Linked DNA regions of Homo sapiens: region 2 is linked to region 1. Evidence: chromatin loops called from intact Hi-C (ENCODE). Cell type or tissue: A673. All regions are shown on one strand. Links, peaks and the distances in the headings refer to the core of each region. The heading gives the core; the rest is flanking DNA.

Region 1 (8,000 bases), core at 1-8,000:
ATCACCTTCCAGGGTATCCATTATTACCCCTGTGTCACAGGAGTTACTGTTGAGGCTTAGAAAAGTCCTGTATCATATCTAAGGTTCCACTGGCTAAGTGCAGGTTTCAGATCCTCAAAGCCTGTATGTGTTCCAATCTCCAAACGACAGGAGGCACAGCTCTAAGTTCAGGGAATTAAAGGTACGCATGACTAACATCCACATGATGGTCTGACCTTTCCCTCACTCTTCTATTTCAGGACCCCTCTTCTTACTGAATGCTGAGCAAATTGCGGAGGAGATAGGGAATATGTGGAGGACAACGTATAAACTGATCAAGACCTTGTCTGATGTGCCTGCACCCAGGCGCTTAGCAGAGAATGTGAAGATCAAGATCGATAAGTTCAAGCAGTACATTCCCATCCTCAGTATTTCCTGCAACCCAGGAATGAAAGACCGACACTGGCAGCAGGTTTCTATCAATCACTGCCCGCCCCCAAGCAGCGCAGCCCAGGCCTGGCCCTGACTGTCCTTGGGAAGGCAGGAAACATTACTAGGTCAAGCTTCTCCTTTCCGAAAGGAGACTCTATTTAAGGGCAAAGGGATAGCAAATGAGAGTGGCAAGACTTCTGAAGGAAGAGAATGAACTCCCTGCCCCCTGGACAGGTTGGCCCTTTCCTTGGAACCCCCATTGGTCGTGGTTCGTTGAGTGTTGTTCGAGCCAATGACCACAAAGGGTCTCCTTCCTGCTTCCTAAGCAGATGGGCTTTTGGAGGCCAAGAGCCTCCAAGGTGCAACAGGGATGTTCAATACAGTGAGAGGACCTTGATTTGCTCCTTGACCTAGGATACACAAAAAAGAAAGTCACATCTCTCCCTGGGGGTTGCTAATAATACCAGATGATTCCCACTTAGGATGACTTTGGTGTGGCATTTTATTGTCAAACAGGTTCAGAAATAACTTTGCACTCCTCTTTCAGCCCTTTGGGCCTACAAATTAGAAAAATAAATATTCTCCTTAAAAATAGCTGGGATTTTTATAAGGAACCAAGTGTGAGGGTGATAAGTGTGGTGTGAACACTAAGCAGAAAAAAGAAAACTCACTGTGTTTCTAAAATAATTGTCACTTCCAAGGGCTAGCAATGGCCTTGAAACATCCTTTACCAGGAGTCGCTCTGTATGGAATTAGAAGTGAAAATGGCTTTCTTTGGGAAGATTCTTCTCTGACTTGGCCTGTAATTCCCCCTCTCAGAACCACATTCAAGACCAGGCACGGTGGCTCAAGACCATAATCCTAACACTTTGAGAAGCTGAGGCAGGAGGATAGTTTGAGCCCAGCCTGGGCAACATAGTGAGACCCCCATCTCTCCCTAATTAATTAATTAATATTAGCTAGGTGTAGTGGTGCACATTTGTGGTCCAGTAACTTGGGAGGCTGAGGTGGGAGGATTGCTTGGGCCAAGGATGTCAAGGCTGCATTGAGCCATGATCGTGTCACTGCACTCCAGCCTGGGTAACGGGGGGACAAAAAAGCCACGTATAAGACTGAGGAAATTCTCTCTGAAAGGACCCAATGACAACACAGTGACAAGGAGCACTTTGTTCTCCCTAGGAAGAGAGAGGAAGACTCTCTTAATACATGAGAGAGTCAGGGTCTTTTTGTAGGGAGAAGCTACTTTCAGTTTCCCAAAAAGTCTTGAACTGGAGACCTAACCAAAGGATGGGGTGATGTATAGACAAGAGATAGGCTGTCTGAGTAGACCTCTGTTTTTCTTTTTTTTTTTTTTTTTTTTTGAGGTGGAATCTCACTGTGTCACCCAGGCTGGAGTGCAGTGACATGATCTCGGCTCACTACATTCAAGCAGTTCTCCTGCCTCAGTCTCCTGAGTAGCTGGGATTGCAGGCACGTGCCACCATGCCCTGCTAATTTTTGTATTTTTAGTAGAGATGGGGTTTCACCATGTTGGCCAGGCTGGTCTTGAACTCCTGACCTCAAGTGATCCACCCGCCTCAACCTCCCAAAGTTCTGGGATTATAGGCATGAGCCACCGTGCCTGGCTGGGATATTTTTTAATTGTAATTTTAATTAATTGATTTTTAAAATAGAGATGGGGGGGGTCTTACTATGTTGCCCAGGCTGGTCTCAAATTCCTGGCCTCAAGTGATCCTCCTGCCTTGGCCTCCTAAAGTGCTGGGATTACAGGCGTGAGCCACAGTGCCTGGCCATGACTTCTGGTTTTGAAACGCCCCAGCAGAGGGATCCGCAGAGGAGGAGTTGCTGTCAGCTGGTGCTCACGGGGTGCCTCTCTCTACGGACCCAGCCTAACTAGGACTTTGACCTGCATCGGGGGGATGGGGGGGTTAGGGAGCTTAGGTGGGACAGGTGGCCTCTGGTAGTGCCAGGTTTCTCTATGAGATGGCACTATCAAGAGTGTCCTTGTCGATGGCATTTGGAGAACATGCCGCGGGGCCGGGAAAGCCATCTGCTCCACCTGGTGCTTCCTCTATGATGCTATTCTTGTATGTGGGCACTCAGAAAATCCCAACCAGGCCAAGCGAGGTAGCTCACACCACTAATCTCAGCACTTTAGGAGGCCGAGACAGGAGGATCACTTGAGGCCAGGAGCTTGAGGCCAACCTGGGCAACATAGTGTGACCCATCTATTTAAAAAATTAATTAATTTAAATTTAAAAAATCCCAGTCAGGTGCCGTGGCTCACGCCTATAATCCCAGGACTTTGAGAGGCCGAGGCAAGTGGATCGCTTGAGCCCAGGAGTCTGAGAACCAGCCCGGGCCAACACTGCAAAACCCCATCAAGAAATACAAAAAAATTAGCCGGGCGTGGTGGCACATGCCTGTAGTCCCAGCTGCTAGGGAAGCTAAGGTGGGAGCATCACTTGAGCCTGGGAGGTTGAGGCTGCAGTGAGCTGTGATTGCGCCACTGCAGTCTAGCCTGGGCAACAGAGAAAGACCCTGTCTCAATAAATAAATAAATAAATAAATAAAGTAAAAAAATTCTAACCATAATAATAATGATGATATTGAAAATGTACTGAGTACCAGCTATGGTGCTGGGTACTGTGTTGTATACTTTATTTGGATTCTCACATTTCACCCTTAAAACAGGCCTTTGAAGTGGAGATTATTATTATCTCCATTTCACGGATTGGAAAACTGAGACTTGGAGAGATGAATTGTCAGATGGCTAGTTGGTGGTGGGAAAGGGGATTGGAATTTTTCTACACTGTTTGACTCAGCCTGGAAAAGTCAAAAAGGCAAAAAAGGTCCGGTCAGAGGAAGGGAGCGGGCAGTAGGGGGCAGTAAACCACAGTGAGAGAGGGCCGGGGAGCACAGCCCTAGGACAGTGGCTCCCAAGGAGTGAGCCCCTAAATGGAAGCCCAGTGGGCTGAGCAGTTAAGAGGCAAGTTCAGAAAGGACAAAGGCCCCTAGATACTCTCCGGACTGCCCCTAGGCAGAGCCCATTCCTCCCTGCAGTGTATGTAGGTCACACCACAGGCCGCCCTGGGGACAGCCCCAGGCCTGGGGATGTCATTCTCTGCCCTGATGCCTAACTTAGGAGATCCACTGCCACAGATGCTAGCTCTGGCAGGGGGATCTGAAGGATGAGCCATCTGTAGCACTCAAGTCTAGAAGCTGGATCTTCTGAAGCAAGGCCATGGCTGTGCTGGGGGTTCTGGTCATTTACAGAACGTAGGTAGAAAAAGTTAGAGCCTTACGTTTGGGGCACAGACTTTATAGATAACAGCAAAGGGGTTGCTACTGTGGTTTCAAACGAAATGGAAGCCACAAATCTAAAAGGCTTTTTGGATCACTACACTAAGGTGCATTTCTGATGTCCTATTTGCAATTAGTGTTATTTTGGTTATTTTTTCATCATGTGCCTATAACACTCTTGGTCTTCCAAGACCGTTATTTCAACGGTAACTACTTCTGGGTTCCTTGCTTTTGTGCTTTCTGAGTCATTATAAAAAAATCTCCTGGTCTGGCCAGGTGCAGTGGCTCACGCCTGTAATCCCAACACTTTGGGAGGCCGAGGCAGACAAATCACCTGAGGTCAGGAGTTCGAGAGCAGTCTGGCCAACATGGCGAAACCCCATTTCTACTAAAAATACAAAAATTAGCCGGGCGTGGTGCCATGCGCCTGTAATCCCAACTACTTGGGAGGCTGAGGCAGGAAAATCATTGGACCCAGGAGACAGAGGTTGCAGTGAGCCGAGATTGCGCCATGGCACTCCAGCCTGGGTGACAGAGCGAGACTCTCTCTCAAAAAAAAAAAAGTATGGAAAAAGAAAAATTTAAAAAATAATAAAAATTTAAAAAATAATAAAAATTTAACTGTTAAAAAAAAAGCAAGATGGAACAAGGTAACATTTGATCTTAGGGAGAAACTGCACTGATAGATGCCAAAACTGGCCCTCTGTGACTAGTACAAATATAACGTGAGCCATTTGTGTTAATTTTTTTTTTTTTTTGAGATGGAGTCTCACTCTGTTGCCCAGGCTGGAGTGCAGTGGTGCGATCTCGGCTGATTCCTGCCTCCACCTCCCGGTTCAAGCTGTTCTTTTGCCTCAGCCTCCCAAGTAGCTGGGATTGCAGGCACCTGCCACCGTGCCCAGCTAATTTTTGTATTTTTAGTAGAGACAGGGTTTCACCTGTTTGACAGGCTGGTCTTGAACACCTGACCTCAAGTGATCCGCCCGCCTCAGCCTCCCAAAGTGCTGGGATTACAGGAGTAAGCCACTGCACCCAGCCAATAATTTTAAAGTTTCTAGTAGCCACATTTTACAAAGTAAAAGGGACTGGGCATGATGGCTCACACCTGTAATCCCAGCATTTTTGGGAGATCAAGGTGCGAGGATTGCTTGAGTATAGGAGTTCAAGACCAGCGTGGAAAACATAGCGAGACCCCATCTCTACAAAAAAATTTTTAAAAAGAAAAAGGTTAGCCAGGCATGGTGTTGTATGCCAGTGGTCCCAGCTGCTCAGGAGGTCGAGGGAGGAGGACCACTTGAGCCTGGGAGGTCAAGGCTGCAGTGAGTCATGATCACACCACTGCACTTCAGCCTGGGCAACAAAGCAGGACCCTGTCTAATTAAAATTAGCTGGGTGTGGCGGCTCACTCCTGTAATGTGACTACTTTGGGAGGCTATGGTGGGAGGATCGCTTGAGGCCAGGAGTTTGAGACCACTTTGAGCAACACAGCAAGACCCTATCTCTACAATAAATTTAAAAATTAGCCAGGCAAGGTGGTGTGTGCCTGTGGCCCCAGCTACTGGGGAGGCTGATGTGGGAGGATTGCTTGGGCCTGGGAGGTCAAAGCAGCAGTGAGCTATGATGGCACTGTGTTGCCTGGGAGACAGAGTGAGACTGTCTCAAAAAATTTTTTTAATTTAATTTAAAAATAAATTCCTCAGTCACACTAGCCACATCTCTGGTGCTCAACAGCCACCTGCCACTCGTGGCTGTTATGCTGAGCAGTGCAGATAAAAAGAACATCTCCATCATCACAGAAGGTTCTACTGGACAGCACTGCCTCGGACAACAAACATTTGCTTTCCTCTTTTCTTTGCAGATCAGTGAGATTGTTGGCTATGAGATAAAGCCCACCGAAACGACCTGCCTCTCAAATATGCTCGAATTTGGATTCGGCAAATTCGTTGAAAAGTAAGGGCTTATCCCCTCCTTCAGATAAGGTTTTGGTCAAAGGATCTGTAAGTTCCCACAGTGATCTGATTGGCTCCATATCGGGCTGTTTGTTTTTTTTTCCTTGTGGCGTAGGGTGGCTTAAGGCTATTTAATTACCTGCAGCTACCAACTCGTATTGGTGAAGCTTCTGTTTTTTAGCTGCAGAGCTGCTGATGGGTTGTGACTAGAAAATTGAGTCATGGATTTTATTTCAAAGGGTTTTTTTTTTTTTTAATGTTCTTTGAACCTGAGCTTCAAGCCCAGCTCTCAGTGATTGGGGGCAAAACCATTCAGCCTTTCTGTGCCTCGGTTTCCTCTTCTTTAAACAAACAAAGCAACAACCGTCTCTGAGCTTTAAGATTGTGTGAAACCTGGTCCAATAAGAAGTCTCTTCTCGCCTGGGCACAGTGGCTCATGCCTGTAATTTCAGCACTCTGGGGGGCCGAGGCAGGCGGACCACTTGAGGTCAGGAGTTCAAGACCAGCCTGGCCAACATAGTGAAACCCCCGTTTCTACTAAAAATACAAAAGCTAGCCAGGCATGGTGGCACATGCCTGTAGTCCCAGCTACTCAGGAAGCTAAGGCCAGAGGATCGCTCGAACCCAGGAGGTGGAGGTTGCAGTGAGCCAAGATAGCGCCATTGCACTACAGCCTGGGTGACAGTGTGAGACTCCATCTTAATTTAAAAAAAAGAAAAAAAAAGAAGTCTTTTCTCTTGCTTTCTTCCCTTCTCCAAATTCCCCTGGAGTTTGTGTGTGAGAATTTTACCATTTGGATGCTACCTCTAGAACAGAGCTTCTCAGGACCCTACTTGCTTTTTCACACTTCCTTCAGGGCGATGGGTGGGGAGATGTTGCATTGCCTGGACTGGAGACCCTGTTAGGTGAGTGTGGCACCCAGATCTGCTGCATCAGCGTCAGCTAGGAACTAGCTAGAATGCACGTTTTCAGGCCCCACCCAACCCACATAATCAAATTCTGCAGATGGGCCCTGCAGTCTGCATTTTAACAAATCCTTCAGGTCAGCACTGTCCAAAGCAGCATCCACTGGCCACATGTGGCCATTGAGCCCCTACAGTGCAGCTAGTCTGAATTAGATGTGCTGTAAGTATAAAATACAGGCTGGATTTCGAAGACATACTACAAGAAAAAAGAATGCAAAATACCTAACAATTTTTAATACTGATTAGTATTGAAATGATAATATTTTGGATATATTGAGTCAAATACATTATTGGAACTAATTTCACCTGTGTCTTTTAATATTTTTAAAATGTGGCTACTAGAAACTTTATTTTATTTTATCTTATTTTATTTTGGAGACGGAGTCTCACTTTGTCACCCAGGCCAGAGTGCAATGGCACAATCTCGGCTCACTGCAACCTCCTCCTCCCAGGTTCAAGTGATTCTCCTGCCTCAGCTTCCCGAGTAGCTGGGGTTACAGGTGCCCGCCACCATGCCTGGCTAATTTTTGTATTTTTGGTAGAGACGGGGTTTCACCACATTGGCCAGGCTGGCCTTGAACTCCTGACCTCAGGTGATCTGCCCACCTCGGCCTCCCAAAGTGCTGGGATTACAGGCGAGAAACTTTAAAATTACATATGTGGCTCACTCTATATTTCTAATGGACAGCACTGCTCCAGGCGATTCTGATACATGAAAGGCTGAGAATTCCCCACTCATACTGCACCAGAGCAGGTCTAATTTAAGGCACTTCCCAGCTCCTGAATCTTTCTGCCACCTGAATACTGTGATGCCTCTCCAATACCACCACTATGTTCCTCATTAACGAGCAGGCCTAGAGACGCAAATGTTTTTTATCAGGTTTAGGATAAAAACCCTTAGGTTTTTTGGCCAAAGGGCCTCACTTTCCCCCAGTAAGATGTTTCCAAGAGACACTAGCTATTGAACACTTATGCTGCACTCAGCATTTTATATACCTGAACCCTTTTTATTTATTTATTTATTTTTTATTTTTTGAGACAGAGTCTCACTCTGTGTCCCAGGCTGGAGTGCAATGGTGCAATCTCAGCGGTGCAATCTCAGCTCACTGCAACCTCCGCCTCCTGGGTTCAAGTGATTCTTCTGCCTCAGCCTCCCGAGTGGCTGGGATTACAGGCACCTGCCATCATGCCTGGCTAATTTTTGTATTTTTGTAGAGATGGGGTTTCATCATGTTGGTCAGGCTGGTCTCGAACTCCTGACCTCAGGTGATCCATCTGCCTTGGCCTCCCAAAGTACTGGGATTACAGGCGTGAGCCACCATGCCCGACCTTAACACATTTATCCATCACAAAAACCTAGTGTCCTAGGTCC
Region 2 (16,824 bases), core at 5,813-13,812, 310 kb after region 1:
TCATAAGGAGACTGTGGACACTTTGGTTTTTATTCATCTGACTAAATGGAATCCAGCTATGTCTTTTCAGTGAGGTCAGGTACCGTTTCAGTCTGTCCATATCCTTCGTAGATATCCAGGCCCGTCTTGTTTCTCCATTTTTCAGTCACGTCAGGGGTAATTGGTTCCCCAGCACTCACACAGTGCTTTAAGCTTTTAAACTTATAGCTTCTCAGAAAACCAGATAAGTTAGATTTAGGAGGAAAAATGGAGAGAAGTGAAGATTAAGGATTATTTCTTATGAACTTCAATATAAAATGTTTTAGTCGCTTTTTAATTCCTCTCCCTAGCACAAAACAAACCATTTTACCCCATAAACATATACAACTACTAAGTACCTACACAAATTAAAAATAAAGATATTAAAAAGATAAATCATTCTAATATCATAGAATGATACTAGAATACCCCAAATACTAGTTTTTCTTTACCCCCCTTTTTGTGGTGGAGGTATAATTTATTACAAAGAAGGTCATTCTGTTCTTAGGGAAGGTACCCCATAATAACATTTTATTTTATTTTGTTTTTATTTTTATGTTTTCATGGAATGCTTCAAAAATTTGCATGTCATCCTTGTGCAGGGGCCATGCTAATCTGCTCTGTATCATTCCAATTTTAGTGTATGTACTGCTGAAGTGAGCACCATAATAACACTTTAAATCAGCAATGAAAAGTACCAATTGTTTGGTAAAACTGATGGTGGGATATTTATACAATGGAATACTATACAGCTATGAAAAATGAGGAAGCTCTTGGACAGTGCTGCCCAGTAGAACTTTCTGTTATATGGAAGTACTCTGTAATCTGCTGTACCCACTACAGTATATGCTAGCCCTATATGGATATTGAACACTAGAAACAGGACTAGTATAACTGAGGAATTGAATTTTTAATTTTACTTAATATTTATATTGAAATAACTAGCTGTGGTTAGTGGCTACCATATTGCACAACACAGTGCCAGAATGTATTGTTAGAGGAAAAAAGCAAGGTGCAGAACTGTGTGAATCTTGTGATACCATTTATGTTTATAATAGAGAAGGAAAGGCCAGGTGTGGTGGCTTACACCTGTAATCCCAGCACTTTGGGAGTTAGAGGTGGGCGGATCACCTGACATCAGGAGTTCGAGACCTGCCTGGCCAACGTGGCAGAACCCCATCTCCACTAAAAATACAAAAAGTAGCCAGGCATGGTGGTGCACACCTGTAATCCTACATGCTCAGGAGGCTGAGGCAGGAGAATTGCTTGAACAGGAGGCGGAGGTTGCAGTGAGCCGAGATTGTGCCACTGCACTCCAGCCTGGGCAACAGAGCAAGACTCCGTCTCAAAAAAAAAAAAATTGAGACGGGGAGAACACATGTGTATCAGTTTGTGTATTTTCAGGGAGAATAGACAAGAAACTGGAAACTCAGTTTGCCTCCATGGAAGAGGACTGGGTCACTGGGGACAAGGTTTGAAGCAAGACTTTTCACTATGTATTTTTATATACCTTTTGAATTTTATGGCAGGTGAATTATTTCCTATTCGATAATTAAATAACATCAGTTTAAATATATTTACCTGTGATATGAGCTATAACAAGAAATACATAGATGTTGAGTATCCTTAATCTGAAAATTCAAAATCCAAAGTGCTCCAAAATCTGAAACTTTTTTAGTACCAACATGATGCTCAAAGGAAATGCTCATTGGAGGATTTCAGGTTTCATGTTTTTGGATTAGGGCAGCCCAACCAGTATAATGCAAATATTCCAAAATCCAAAACAATCTGAAATCCAAAAGACTTCTGGTCTCAAGCATTTTGGATAAGGGATACTCAACCTGTACTGAGTCTTCATCCTGGGTTCCTGGCCCAGAGCTTCTAAAACCTTTGTAATTTCCCAAGTGATGGGTGTGCTAGGAGTATCTTTTGTTCTAATATTTTGCCTTTGACTCTAGTTTCTGATACAGAGCTTCTAAATTCCATGGAATTTCCTGGGTAATAGAATTGTCTTTTGTTCTCATGAGGCGACTCTCAATGGGGCTCCCGTATAGGGGTTGGTCACAAGAAAGACTAAGCCAGGAACAGAAGCTTGGCACTTTCAGCCTCACCTCCATCCTTCAGGGAAAGGAGAGGAGCTGGAGATTGACTTAATAATCAATCATGCCTACATAATGGAGCCTCCAAAAAAATCCCTGAAGTATGAGGTTTGGAGAGCACCACGTGCCGGAAAGGTAGTGCACCCCCACTCCACAGGGATAGAAGCTGCTGCACTTGGGACCTTGTGGACCTCACCCTATGTACCTCTTCATCTGGCTAGCTATTCATCTGTAACTTTTATCATATCTTTTATAATAAGCTGGGAAATGTAAGTAAGTGTTTTCTTGCACTCTGTGAGCCATCATAGCAAATTACTAAACCCAAGGAAGGGTCATGGGAACCTCTGATTTGTAGCCATTTGGTCATATGCGCAGGTGACAGCCTGGACTTGTGATTAGCATTTGAGATGGGAAAGAGTCTTGTGGGACTGAGTCATTAACCTGTGGGATATGATGCTGCCTCCACGGAGATAATGTCAGACTGAATTAAATCATAGGATACTCAACTGATGTTGGAGAATTGGTCAATGTGGGGGAAAAGATCCCTTACATCTGGAGACCCAGAGTATTGAGTGTTGTGAATATAGTAAAATAGTGGTTGCTGGGAGTTGAGTTATGAGGATGCAATAGCGTAAGAATGATATAATGGACTTTGGGGACTCTGGGGAAAGGGTGGGAGGTGGGTGAGGGATAAAAGACTATACATTGAGTACAGTGTATACTGCTTGGGTGATGGGAGCACCAAAATCTCAGAAGTCACCACTAAAGAACTTATTCATGTAACCAAACACCACCTGTTTCCCAAAACCCTATTGAAACAAAACAAAACAAAACAAAAACAAAAACAAAACAAAGAGAAACGGGGGTTGTTTTTCTTTTTGGATTACCAATGAACCCTTTCAAATGGAATCAGCAATAGAATAAAAGATATGCATCCTCTTTTCTATCTGCTGGGATAAGGTTCCAAATAGAAACAAGTTCTCTACTTTCTCAGCTCAGAGAAAGCCATCATCCAAAAGATTTACCATCTTCTTACCCATAACCACTGGGCTTAGAGCTATAAACATAGCTGAACCCTCACTTTCTTCTTGTTTGGGGGATCTTGCCCTGGTCACAGTAATTATCATTTACAGAATGCAGGCAAGAAGGAGAAAGAGGAAGAGGAGAGATTGCTAAATCCTGTGTCTACTGGCTTGGAGCTATGTTTCAGGCAGAAAGATCTTTTATTTTATAGCTTCCTCTTCTCCCCTCTCCCCACTAGATGCCTATTTACTAACATTTCTTACCTGGTTATATCATTCTGTACAAGCATTCGGTATACAGTTGGTGCTGAACAGAAGACTGTGATGGGGTACTTGGAGAGTGTCTGCAATTTAGAAAAAGCAAACTCTTGGTCTTACTACAACTTAAATAAGTGCTTAAATGTCTTTGGTTGACGCAGCACAATTTAAACATTGTTTATGTTAATGTAAATACATTCTTACCTTTTCTTGTAGAATCATCCCTCAGTGTCTGCAGGATTGGTTCCAGGAATGCTTAAGTCCCTTATATAAAATTGTATGGTATTTGCATATAACCTATGCATATCCTCCCGTATACTTTAAATCATCTCTAGATTATTTATACTGCCTAAAACAATGTAAATGCTATGTATATATTTGTTACATGGTATTTTTTATTTGCATTTTTTTAATTGTTGTATTTTGTTTTTGGTTTTTCTCCCCAAATATTTTCAATATGTGCCTGGCAGAATCAGAGGCTGCAGAACCTGTGGATACAGAGGGGGCCGAGTGTATCTTTTCAGGCTTATTGACTTTCTGGATGTGACATATCTTAAATCATATTGTCTACTCTGATCTCTGCAAGTTGCTTTATTCACCAGTTCTGTCAGCCATACTGCTTAATGCATTTCTAAATATTGACCTCTTTGTGCTTTGGCTTACTTGCAAGATAGAAGTCGGCTCAAAACGGGGTAAATGGTGTGTGAATACACATGCTCCCTGGATCCACGGAGAAAAAACACTACTCCATGCAGACTTTGCCCAGCCCGTATCTGAGGTATTCCACATCACATCTGAGGGTGTCAAATCTAGCCAGAACCTGGGAAAACAAAGAGTAGCCCTGATGTACATAGGAAAATAAATATAAAAGACCAGTACATAAGTCATCATCTTTGCAGTTTTGACACTTCAAGCTGCACTTTTGTGAAAGTATACCTTCCATTTACAGATAATCCTAAACCAAAACTGCTGTGGGTGTGTGCAGTCATTTTCGGATATCCACTTGTTCCACTGGTAAAGAATATGGCCATGATCTCATTGTGTTTTGTCTTCACACAGGTGTGGCTGTCACTGGCATGTCTGCAAAGGAAAAACTACAATGACTGCATGTTAAACACAGCATCACAGACTGTTACCACTGAAAAATTTTGAGAAGCTCTCCACTTGAACCTCTTCATGTCATGAATCAGGTGCCAGTGGCTTAGCTTGAATTACAGGGTAAAAGCCATCACTTTCTCTATCCTTTTAGGTGCTTTCTAGAATCAAAACTAAACTTTGTCATCAAAGGCCCATTTATAATAGCTGCTTTCCTAGCTTTTTATTCTATGATAAAGAAGGATTGAAGCATTTTTAAAACTTGAGATTTTTATCATACCTCCAGCAGAGTAAGGAGTCTGTGTGATCTTGCAATCATGGATAAGGAAGAATTTTCCCCTTCCCTCCCCTATGGATGCTTTAAAATGTGATTTTTTAAAAATGAGTATGTTAATACAATACATGTTAGTAAAAGCCATGGGTACTGATGGGCCAACACACTACAGCCTACTGGCAAAATCTGACTTGCCTCTTGTTTCTGTAAATAAAATGTTATTGCCCATTCATTGAGGTAGTACCTGTGGTTGCTTTCACACTACAGTGGCAGAGTTGAGTAGTTGTGATGAGACTGACTATACGGCCTGCAAGCCTTAAGTATTTATTCTCTGTCCCTTTTACAGAAAATGTTTGCTGAGGCTGGGCATGGTGGCTCACGCCTGTAATCCCAGCACTTTGGGAAGCTGAAGCGGGTGAATCACCTGAGGTCAGGAGTTCGAGACCAGCCTGGCCAACATGGCGAAACTCTGTCTCTACTGAAAATACAAAAATTAGCCAGGCACAGTGGCACATACCTGTAATCCCAGCTACTCAGGAGGCTGAGAATCGCTTGAACCAGGGAGGTGGAGGTTGCAGTGAGCCAAGATCGAGCCACCGTACTCCAGCCTGGGTGACAGAGAAAGACTCTGTCTCAAAAAAAAAAAAAAAAAAGTTTGCTGACCGTGAAAGGTTGGCTTTTCTGTTTCCCACAAGAGAGTCTACATAGTTCTGGATATAGCAGACAATAAGATTGAACAGGATCTAAGCATCCATCCAGGGAAGAAAGAGTTCCAGTTAAAGAGAAAGAAAACCTTTTAGTTCCAAAGGATAATCAGACTTCTATACAAGTCACACATTAGGGCAGCTGCACACATACATATCAAGTGTCTAAGATGCACACAGACTTATCCAGGCATGTGGGGTTGAGAATGAGTAGAAACAACCAGGCCATTCATGAGAAATATAGAAAAGCTATTTTCTTTTCTTTCTTTTCTTTTCTTTTCTTTTTTTTTTTTTTGAGACAGGGTTTCTCTCTCTCTCACCCAGGCTGGAGTGCAGTGGCTCAGTCATGGCTCATTGCAGCCATGACCTCCTGGGTTCAAGCGATCTTCCTACCTCAGCCTCCCGAGTAGGCTGGGACTACAGGTATGCATCACCATGCCTGGCTAATTATTTTTATTTATATAGAGAAGAGGTTTCACTGTGTTTCCCAAGCTGGTCTTGAACTCCTGGACTCAAACCATCATCCCACCTCAGCCTCCTAAAGTGATGATTTATAGGCATCAGCCACTGCGCCTGGCTAAAAAGCTGTTTTCAAAATCTGACAAAGCTACACCAAGTGTTCAGTCTATGATTTCATAATTATCTTAATTAATTAAAAATACTATCTATAGGCCGGGCGCAGTGGCTCACGCCTGTAATCCCAGCACTTTGGGAGGCTGAGACGGGCAGATCATGAAGTCAGGAGATTGAGACCATCCTGGCTAACATGACGAAACCCCATATCTGCTAAAAATACAAAAAGATTAGGTGGGCATAGTGGCATGTGCCTGTAATCCCAACTACTTGGAAGGCTGAGGCAGGAGAATCGCTTGAACTCGGGAGGTGGAGGTTGCAGTGAGCCGAGATTGCGCCACTACACTCCAGCCTGGGTGACAGAGTGAGACTCCGTCTAAAAAAAAAAAAGTATCTATAGCTGTGTTCCTATCACTTCCATCACCAATACGGTTGCCCTCAAAACCTGAGGAAGGGTTGTTGTACTGATCTCTTACTAGAGGCAGTACATACAGAAGTGAGGAGTGTAGGCTCAGCACCCATACTGCCTGGGTTTGAAACTTAGCTCTGCCAGATACTAGCATTTGACCTTATTCAGCTGTGTAATTATAGTACCTAGGTTGCTGTGAGGTTTAAATGAGGTAATATATCTGAAGTCCTTAGAATAGTTTCTGGCACATAACCGTATCAATATAAGCTATGATTGCAATTATAACATTATTTTTATTAGAACCGTACTTGGCCTTTGGCAAGAACTCAATATTAGGAATTTTAAATGTGGTAGGAAAAGTCCATAGTTGCAAGCATGCTCCCAAATCCTTGAGTAAAGGTAGGAAGCTCATTCTAGAGAAGGACTTTGCTGCCAGCCCAATTCTAAGGCATAACCAGTACCTGGCAAGAGTTCCAAGTAACCCATGGAAACACCCCATGCTAGGCTTCAACATCAGTGAAATTCACTTTTATAATTGCATCCATTAACATTAAGCATTTTTTCTTTTAACCTGATACCAGTGTTGCTGTCAGCAAGGGAATGGGATAGCCAACACTGAAGGACTGACTGTGATCCTTCAGTGACAGGTGCTGGGAGCACTCTCTAGAGATTGCCTTGACTGAAGACAGTGGCTTTGTTAAAGGTCTTGACTCCTAGGGACAACCCCATCCAATTACTGATCAATGTGGGTATATAAAGGCCAGGACCTCTTGCTTTAGCTGGGAACAGCTTTGAGGAGGTCCTTCAGAGGTCCCAGTGGGTTGACTGAAAGCTTTGTAGGGAATACATCGCAAATAAATTTCTTTCTCTGCCCAGTCCGACATTCTTACTCATTCCTCACAGGTGTTAATCCCAAAAGAACTCCTTAATAAACTTCCTATACACCAATCTCCAATCTCAGGGGATCCCAACCTACAAAAAGCACTCCAAGCTCCTTCCTACTTCAGAGTTTAGCACTATTAGTGCAGCAATAACTACCAACTGTTCCCTTTGCCTGTTGTTTTAATTTGCATTTTTCTAATCACTGCTGGGTTTAATATCTTTTTATTGTTGCCTTTCCTTTTGGGAAGCTGTTTTACAACAAGTGTGGCTACTCACTTCATCAACTCCTTGAGGTTCCCCCACCCCTCTCTGGAGTTCTCTGATACAATCAGCTTGGAGTGCAGATTTTCACATTTGGATGCAACAGCGTCTACTGCTGGGGCTAAAACATCATTGGTGATAATGCAGTTTGCTTTTGAAGATTGTAGTCTGTAGAGAATGTCTTTCTGGGTCAGCTGAGTGGTTCCTGGAATTAAAACTGTCCCTAAAGGGGCAGAAAAGAAACAGTGTTTAGAAGAAATGTTATTCTTCATTATGTTAGAGTAGTGTAGATACCATCTATACATTCTGTATTTCTCAGAGTGAGTTAGTCAGTTTACCAGGAAGATATCTATTTATCTTGCTTTCACTTATCTGCTTTTGCCTTTCAAGGGATTTCAGAGTCTATGACCCTTTTGGCTTAACATGAAAGCATGTTAAATACTGGATAATTATTCTTTATTTGAAGACCATCCCTAACATTGAGCTTGAAGAAGGTTTTGATTGAAAAGTAATATTAACCAATATTTATTGAGTATTTGATTATATGTTTTAACTTATTCAGTCCCCACCAAAAAAACCCCAAAACATAAAAGCTATGAATAACTTGCCCAAGGTATCACTTAAGTAGTAAGTGACAGTGCAGGGATTGAACCCTGTAGCCTGACTCCAGAACTGTACACTTCACCACATCAGCTGAGTGCCTCTTAAAATGTACATGATTGCTTTATGATTTATTTCCAAAAGGAAGTGTGGAGGCATTCATCTTTTCTGTGGTTCTATTCCTGCTGGTTATATATTACACTGTAAGATGAAGTATAATGATTAAGAGTGTCCTGGAGCCAGACACTCTTATAGCTGGGACTTGGGACAAGCCACTTCACCTCTGTGAGCTTCAGGTTCTGCATCTGTAAAGTGATATTGTAATAATACTACTTCTTTTATAGGATAATTAGGGGATTAAATGAGTTAAAATATGTAAAGAACTTAGAACAGTGCTCAGTAAGCTTTGGGTATTATTTTCTCAAAGGATAAATGGACTCTCAAAAATATATAGATCTTCCTCCTGGGCCCCACCACCCTTAAGTCCCAGACCCTTAAGACAGGGATGGAAAGCATTCACTTCACAATAGGTTTTACTCTTCCCAGGCGACACAGTAGGCAAGAAGATTGGGGAACACATGTCTGGCATTCCTGGACTCTTGACACTGGCTCATCCTTTCACTTTGGGAAGGACCAGGCCTCTCCATCAGGGTTCTTCAAGAAACCAACAACCAGGACCAGAACACAGGTTCTTTAGAATATCTTTTCTTTCTAATCAGGGCAACACAACAATTTTTGTGAGGCTGTAACTCTAAGATTATCTTTTAAAGATGTTCCACCTAGGGATAAGGAATTAGCCTACCACGGCCTAACTTTTATATAATTTAAAGGCACTCTTTGACAATAAGCCCACAACAAAATAAATGTATCATGATTACTTAGGTGTTCTGGAAAATCTCCCCTCCAGCTTAGTAATAAATATGATCGGAAAGCAAACATTACTAACCTGTTCGCAGACAGGCCACATTTGCAAGCCACCACTCTGGGACCCTGGGCAGAATCAGAATTACCCGATCTCCTCTTTGTAGGGAACAGGCTTCTGAAAGTATATTGGCAAATTTTCTGGACAGAGATCCCAGTTCCTCAAAACTCCATCGCATCTCTTCTCCATTTCTGTTGATCCACCAGAAGGCTGGATTTGAAGGTTTCTTTCCAGCCTGAGGAAAGAAAAACCAGTCATTGATTTAAAGGTTGTTATACAGCTAAATTCTGGGCCAACTGACTCAATGGAATAGATTAGCTGAAGAAAGTTCGCAAGTCATTAGTTAGAACATGGATGGAGAATTTGGAAATAACTCTGGGGGAGACATCATCAAGATGGATGACTAGAGATGCCCAGTACTCACCTCCTACCAGAAGTACCAAGACAGTAAGCAGATAACATGACAAATAGAGTGTCAAAGGGAGAACACTGGAATTTAGCAAGGAAGTGACAAAACTCTCTGAGACCTGAAAACTAGAGATGAAAGCATAGAGAGGGAAGAAGAGCAGCTGGCCAGGATCAGCACAGAGCCCAGAGGGACTCCCTATTTTGAGGAAAATGTAAGTGGAAGATCCTCAGCAGTACACATTCCCATCACAGATGCCTGAAGTCCCACCTACAGGAGAGCCCCTCAGCCCTCACATGCCCTGAGCCTAGTAAACGCTGTATAGTATAGTATACTAGTATAGTATAACATTGTTCCAGAGAGGAAGTTCATACTAGGTCCTCCTGCAACAAACCCCAGGACCCGAGCTGCTATAGCATGGCATCATTTTAGGAACAGAGCTACTACCATACTACATCTTGCCCTGGGGCCAATTGCCCCTGCATCTCCACATCCCTGGGGCCTTGCTGACATCCCCACACGTTCCCGTAGAGGGCTGCAGCATTCCAACACCAGGTGGATCCAGTGATAGAGCCAGGCCACTGGCACCCGAGCCTACACACAGCACTCTACACCCCAGGTAACAGGGAGTCCAGCACATCAAGAGAGGCTGCCCCAGGACATAAGGCACTAAAGCACACTCCCCAGAGCCTGAGAGCTGCCTTCCTGAGCCTGCTGCCATGAACATGATCTTGCCCCCTCTAGTGGCAGAGCCGCTTTGTGCCTGCATTGCCATCTGCGGACCCAAGGACTGGCCCATTCAGGCTGCCACTACTACAAGTACCCATGTGCACTGCCAAAGGACCTGAGGTCTGACTCACTTGAGGCTTACCACTGCTACTGCCAGTGCCCATGCACACTTCCTGGGAGCCTGAGGATCAGCCTGCCTGGGACCCACTGGAGCCACTGCTGGCACCCTTATGATGAACAAAATAACACCTATCAATAACAATCTTGAATGTAAACAGTTTAAATTCCCCAGTTAAAAGATATGGACTGTATGGACTGACTAAATGGATAAAAAACAAGACCCAACTATAGGCTGCCTACAAGAAACTCACTTCACCTGTAAAGATACACATAGATAGGGCCAGGCGCAGTGGCTCATGCCTGTAATCCCAGCACTTTGGGAGGCCAAGGCGGGCGGATCACGAAGTCAAGAAATCGAGACCATCCTGGCCAACATGGGGAAACCCCGTCTCTATAAAAAATACAAACATTAGCTGGGCATGATAGCGTGCACCTTGTAGTCCCAGCTACTTGGGAGGCTGAGGCAGGAGAATCGCTTGAACCCGGGAGGCGGAGGTTGCAGTGAGCTGAGATCGTGCCACTGCACTCCAGCCTGGTGACAGAGTGAGACGCTGTCTCAAAAAAAAAAAAAAAAAAAAAGACACAGAAAATGAAGAGATGGAAAATAATATTTCAAACAAATAGAAACCAAAAGTGTGCAGGAATAGCTATGCTTATATCACATGAAATAGACTTTAAGTCAGAAAACATAAAAAGAGGCAAAGAAGGTCATTATATAATGATAAATAGATCAATTCAGCAAGAGGATATAACAATTGTAAATATATACGCACCCAACATCAGTGCACCTGGATATATAAAGCAAATATCATTAGATGTAAACAGATAGACTCCAATACAACAATGTTCAGGACTTTAACACTCTACCCTCAGCATTAGACGGATCATCTAGACAGAAAATTAACAAAGAAACATTGGATTTATACTGCACTTTGGACCAAATGGACCTCGCAGATATTTACACAACATTTTATCCAACAGCTACAGAATACACATTCTTCTTCTCATCAGCACATGGCACATTCTCCAGAATAGACCATATGTTAGGGCACAAAACAAATTTCAACAAATTCTTAAAAATTGAAATCATACCAGGTATGTTCTTAGACCACAATGGAATAAAACTAGAAATCAGTAACAAGAGGAACTTTGGAAAACTGTACAAATACATGGAAATTAAACAACATGCTCCTGAATGACCAGTGAGTCAATGATGAAATTGAGAAGGAAAGCAAAAAATGTCTTGAAAATAATGAAAATGGAAGCATAATATATCAAAATCAATGAAATAAAGCAAACACAGTGTTAAGAAGGGAAGTTTATAGCCATAAACACCTATATCAAACAAGCAGAAAGATTTCAAATAAACAATCTAAGAATGCACCTCAAGGAACCAGAAAAGCAAGAACAAACTAAATCCAAAATTAGTAGAAAGAAAGAAATAATAAAGATCAGAGCAGAAATAAATGAAATTGAGGCAAAATTATAAAAGATCAACAAAACAAAATTTTTTGAGGAAAAACAAAATAGACAAATCTTTAGCTAGATTAAGAAAAAAAGAGAAGACCCAAATAAATAAAATCAGAAATGAAAAAGGAGACATTACAACTGTACCACAGAAATACAAAAGATCATTAAAGACTCTTATGAACAACTATATGCCAACAAATTGGAAAACATAGAGGAAATGGATAAATTCCTGGACACACATAACCTACCAAGATAGAAAACCTGAATAGACCAATAATATGTAATGAGATTGAATCAGTAATAAAAAAAGCCCAGAATTGGATGGTTTTACTGCTGAATTCTACCATAAGAACTAACACTAAATCTTTTTTTTTTTTTTTTGAGAGGGAGTCTCACTCTTGTCACCTAGGCTGGAGTGCAATGGTGTGATCTCAGTTCACTGCAACCTCCACCTCCCAGATTAAAGTGATTCTCCTCCCTTAGCCTCCCTAGTAGCTGGGATTACAGGCATGCACCACCATGCCCGGCTAATTTTTGTATTTTTAGTAGAGACACCACACTTCCTAACTTCAAATCATACTACAGAGCTATAGTAACCAAAACAGCATGGTATTGGCATAAAAACAGATGCATAGACCAATGAAACAGAATAGATAACCCAGAACTAAACCCACACATTTACATTCAACAGATTTTCAACAAAGGTGCCAAGAACATACACTGAGGAAAGGATATCCTCTTCAGTACATGGTCCGAGGAAAAGTGGTAATCATATGTGGTAGACTAAGACTAGAGCCCTCTCTCTCACCATATACAAAAATCAACTCGAACTGGATTATAGACTTAAATGTAAGACTCAAAACTATAAAACAACCGAAGAAAATATAGTGTAAATGCTTCAAGTCATTGATCAAGGCAAATGTTTTATTTTTTATTTTAATTTTAATTTTTAAAATTTTTTAAATTTTATAATAAATTTAATAAAATTGGGCAGATCCTGAGCCAGAGTAGGCTCTGAGACTCCCCTAGGCAAATATTTTAGGGATAAGGATATGAAAACACAGGCAACAAAACCAAAAACAGACAAATGGGACTATACAAAGCTAAAAAGCTTCTGGACAGTAAAGGAAGCAATCAACAGAGAGAAGAGACAAGATGTAGAATGGGAGAAAATATTTGTGAACTATTCACCTGACAAGGAATTAATATCCAGAATATACAGGGAATGCAAATAACCCAACAGCAAAACAAAACAAAACAAAACAAATAATTCAATTAAAAAATGGACATAGAATCTGAATAGACATTTCTCAAAAGACATACTAATTGGCAGCAAGTATATGAAAAAATGCTCAACATCATTAATCATCAGGATAATTCAAATCAAAACCATGATGAGATATGATCTTACCCCAGTTAGAATGGCTATTGTCAAAAAGACAAAAGATAACAAATGCTTGAGAGGATGTGGAGAAAAGGGAACTCTGAAACACTATTGGTGAGAATATAAATTAGTACAGCCATTGCAGAAAACAATATAAGGGCCTCTCAAAAAACTAAAAATAAAACTACCATATGATTTAGCAGTCTCACCACTGGGTATTTTTTCAAAGGAAAGGAAATCAGTCTATTGAAGAGATATCTGCACTGCCATGTTTATTGCAGCACTGTACATAATAGCCAAGATATGGAATCAACCTAAATGTCTATCAAGAGATGAATGGATAAAGAAAATGTGGTATATATACACAGTGCAATACTATTCAGCCATAAAAAAGAATGAAATTCTGTTATTTGTGGCAACATGTATGAACTTGGAGGACATTATGTTAAGTGAAATAAGTCAGACACGGAAAGATAAATGCCACATGTTCTTACTCATATGTGGGAGCTTAAAAAAATGAGCTTCACTGAACTTCAGCCTGGGCAACAAAGTAAGACCCTGTCTCTTAAAAAAAAAAAAAAAAAAAAAAAAAAGGAGCTCGGCCTGGCGTGGTGGGTGGCTCACGCCTGTAATCCCAGTGCTTTGGGAGGCCAAGGTGGGCGGATCACTTGAGACCAGGAGTTCAAGGTCAGCCTGGCCAACATGGCAAAACCCTGTCTCTACTAAAAATACAAAAATTAGCCGGCATGGTGGCAGGTGCCTGTAGTCCCGGCTACTCGGGAGGCTGAGGCACAAGAATTGCTTGAACTCATGAGGCGGAGGTTGCAGTGGGCTGAGATCACACCACCGCACTCCAGCCTGAAAAGAGCTCATAGAAGTAGGGAGTGGAATTGTGGCTATTAGAGGCTAGGAACGGTAGTGGGGAGAGGAGCATAGAAAGAGGTTGGTTAATGGATGCAAAATTATAGCTAGATGGATGGAATAAGTTCTAGTGTTCTATAGCACTGTAGAGTGAAAACAGTTAAGAATAATATATTGAGTATGTTCAAAAAGCTAGGAGAGAGGATTTTGAATGCTCCCAGCACAAAGAAATGATGCATGTTTGGGATGATGGGTAGCCTAATTACCCTCATTTGATCACTACACATTTTATACATGTATCAAAAATATCTTTGTACCCCATAACTATGTATAGTTATTACATAACTAAACATAACAGGAAAAATAATAACTTTGGGGTCCTTATTTCTAGACGTTGGAAGCCATGTCATTTCTTTTGGCCCAAATCATTTCCCATTTAGCCTGATCATTTTTCTTTCCAATAAGTGAGAATTCTTGCATCCTTTACATTTTCCCCAAAGATTTATCTGTGCCTCCTTTTCTACCATTTCTGACTCTTGGAATTACTTTTCACTCTTCTCCTTTTTTTTTTTTAAGTCAACCTAGAATTCTACATTTATGTAATACAGGGTCTCTCAACTAACCATGGAACTATTGACATTTCGGGTCAAATAATTCTTTGTTCTGGAGGCTGCCCTGTGCATTATGGGATATTTAGCAGAATCCCTGGCTTTTACCTGTTAGATGCCAGTAGCAACTGCCTCTGCCCCTATCATGGCAACAAAAATATTTCTAGACATTAGAGATGTTACCTAGGGGTAAAATCACTCCCAGTTGAGAAATTGTGGTCTGACTGGCCCTCCCCCCATACCTTTTCCTTATCAGTCCATTGGTCCAGGACATCTTTAGCAAAGTTGAAATACTCTGGAATCCCCAGTTTGAAGTCCTGTTTCATGGATTCATAGTTGGAGAAATTCTGAGGGGTTGCTGTTCTATTATCTTTATGCAGTGCCCTCACAGAACCAAAAATTGCTAGGCGCTGAAAACACTTGGCATGACGTAGCATCTTCCTGGTGACACGAGCTAGCATCAGTCTTGTTGGAAGCTTTAGCACTCAGGATTTGCACAGAGACCAGTTCATCTAAAAGACAAGCAAAAAGGACATATATTTGTTTCTGTCCTGAAGGTAGCCATACCCCAAAGTGGCTAAGTTTTGTTATTAGTATTGATAATCATCATGATAGTACCATTTGCTGCGTACACTCTGTGTTCCAAACACAGTGCTCAGTGTTTTATAGACACTTTCTTATTAAATCCTCAGAGAAACCCTGTGAAGTGGGTACTATTATCATCTCTGTTTACAGATTGAGAAAATGACTAGTAAGAGGCATTGGCTGGATTTGAACCCAGAACTATCAGGTCCTAGCCCATTCTCCAGAATACTGTGCACTATTGACACCCATATGCATTTCTAAAGAAGTAAAGATCTGGGTCACCCACTTAATCTCACTGAAAGCAAAGGGCTAAGGCTTCTTGTCTAATATCTTTCACCTGCAGATTTCAAAGTAGGGTAGAAATGTTAAGGAGCATTTTTCACAGTGGATAATCTGTAGATGAAGAAATCGAGAGTAGCCCAATAACAATTAGACATGAAAGCACTGTCACAGTTTATGAACTGTCTAGTTGATAGGTTGCAGTTCCCATGCTCTCAATAGGGGCCCATACTACTTTTAAGTCCAGGCTTGGAGCTGCATTTAATAGAGATGTAATAATGGGGCTTTAACATTTAGGACTTTTGTCGGGGAGGCCCCTCTGGGCCATCGCCTGCTTCTGTGGGAAATCATTTGATCACAATGTCATTTACTTGGTTGAGGCTGTTAAAAATACAGTTCTAGGGATTATGAGTGTTTGAGATTCTCCTCATTATACTTCCTGTAATTTTCCAAATTTCCTACAATGCAATATATATTACTCTCATAATCATTAAATCATCATTCTAACTACAATTCTAGCTGTGTGCCATGTAAGGCAGTCTGGCTATGTGGAAGCATTTCTGTATTGATACATTGCCAAAACAATACATAATTGCAGATGTCAGCTAAATGGACAGTTTAGCTGACATCTACAGTTATTGCAGTTTTACCCTAAGCAGACCTGGTGTTTGGGCATCATGTTGATATAACCGATGCATCAGGAAACCTGGGTACTTCTGTCCTTCCCATTTATGTGTGTGAAGACCTGACAAGTCAGTGATCTTGAGCCCTCTGACACCATCTGGTTTCAGCTTTTTCCTTTTTCACCTGCAAAGAAAACTGGAGACCCAGAGAGGGGAAACAGCCTGCTTCATTCTGTCATACCAGAGTTAGAACTAGAACTCTGGTCTTTGGATTAAATGTTTTTACTGTCATTCGACAGGATTTCAATAGAGCAGTGGTTTGCAGTCCAGCTGTACATTTGAATCACCAAGAAAGCATTAAAAAAAAATACTCTGATGCCTAGGTCTTGGATCAATTAAATCAGAATATTTCAGAGTGGGCTCTGGGCCCATTTATATTTTTTAAAATGTCCTCAGATTTTAATGTGCAGCAGCCATGGTTGAGAATCACTGATTTAGAGGCTGTGATTTGTGAACCACCATCATCATCTTTATCACCTAGAAGCTTGTTAGAAATGCACATTCTCAGGCCCCACTCTAGATCTACTGAATTGGTAGATGTTGACATTTTAACAAGATCCCAGGTGACTGGTATGTACATTC

Evidence for each region. Hi-C counts contacts between places; a loop is a spot of excess contacts. Peaks named below come from ENCODE experiments on the same cell type or tissue, not always from the same donor. Only the 100,000 strongest peaks of a DNase experiment are listed, where the experiment ranks them.
Region 2: a loop joins it to region 1, with 3 times the contacts of the local background. A loop is called at or near these places in 3 of 110 quality-filtered maps.

The regions. Positions count from the first base shown.
Region 1 is chr16:21,079,300-21,087,299 of GRCh38, reverse strand. DNAH3 (dynein axonemal heavy chain 3) reads left to right here. Exons shown (of 62, transcript NM_001347886.2): 19 at 240-451; 20 at 5,573-5,664. Among named protein-coding and RNA genes, the nearest start is that of DNAH3, 68 kb to the left of the region's middle. In A673, for the core only: a CTCF peak has its summit at 3,283 (motif pointing right); a DNase peak (open chromatin) is centred at 3,289.
Region 2 is chr16:20,768,367-20,785,190 of GRCh38, reverse strand. It overlaps ACSM3 (acyl-CoA synthetase medium chain family member 3), which reads right to left. Exons shown (of 14, transcript NM_005622.4): 2 at 14,938-15,207; 3 at 9,142-9,352; 4 at 7,611-7,818; 5 at 4,334-4,477; 6 at 4,061-4,217; 7 at 3,404-3,483; 8 at 84-207. The coding sequence starts at 15,156. It also overlaps a transcript of ERI2 not described here and the pseudogene RNU6-944P. Among named protein-coding and RNA genes, the nearest start is that of ACSM3, 13 kb to the right of the region's middle. In A673, for the core only: a CTCF peak has its summit at 10,268 (motif pointing left); a DNase peak (open chromatin) is centred at 10,270.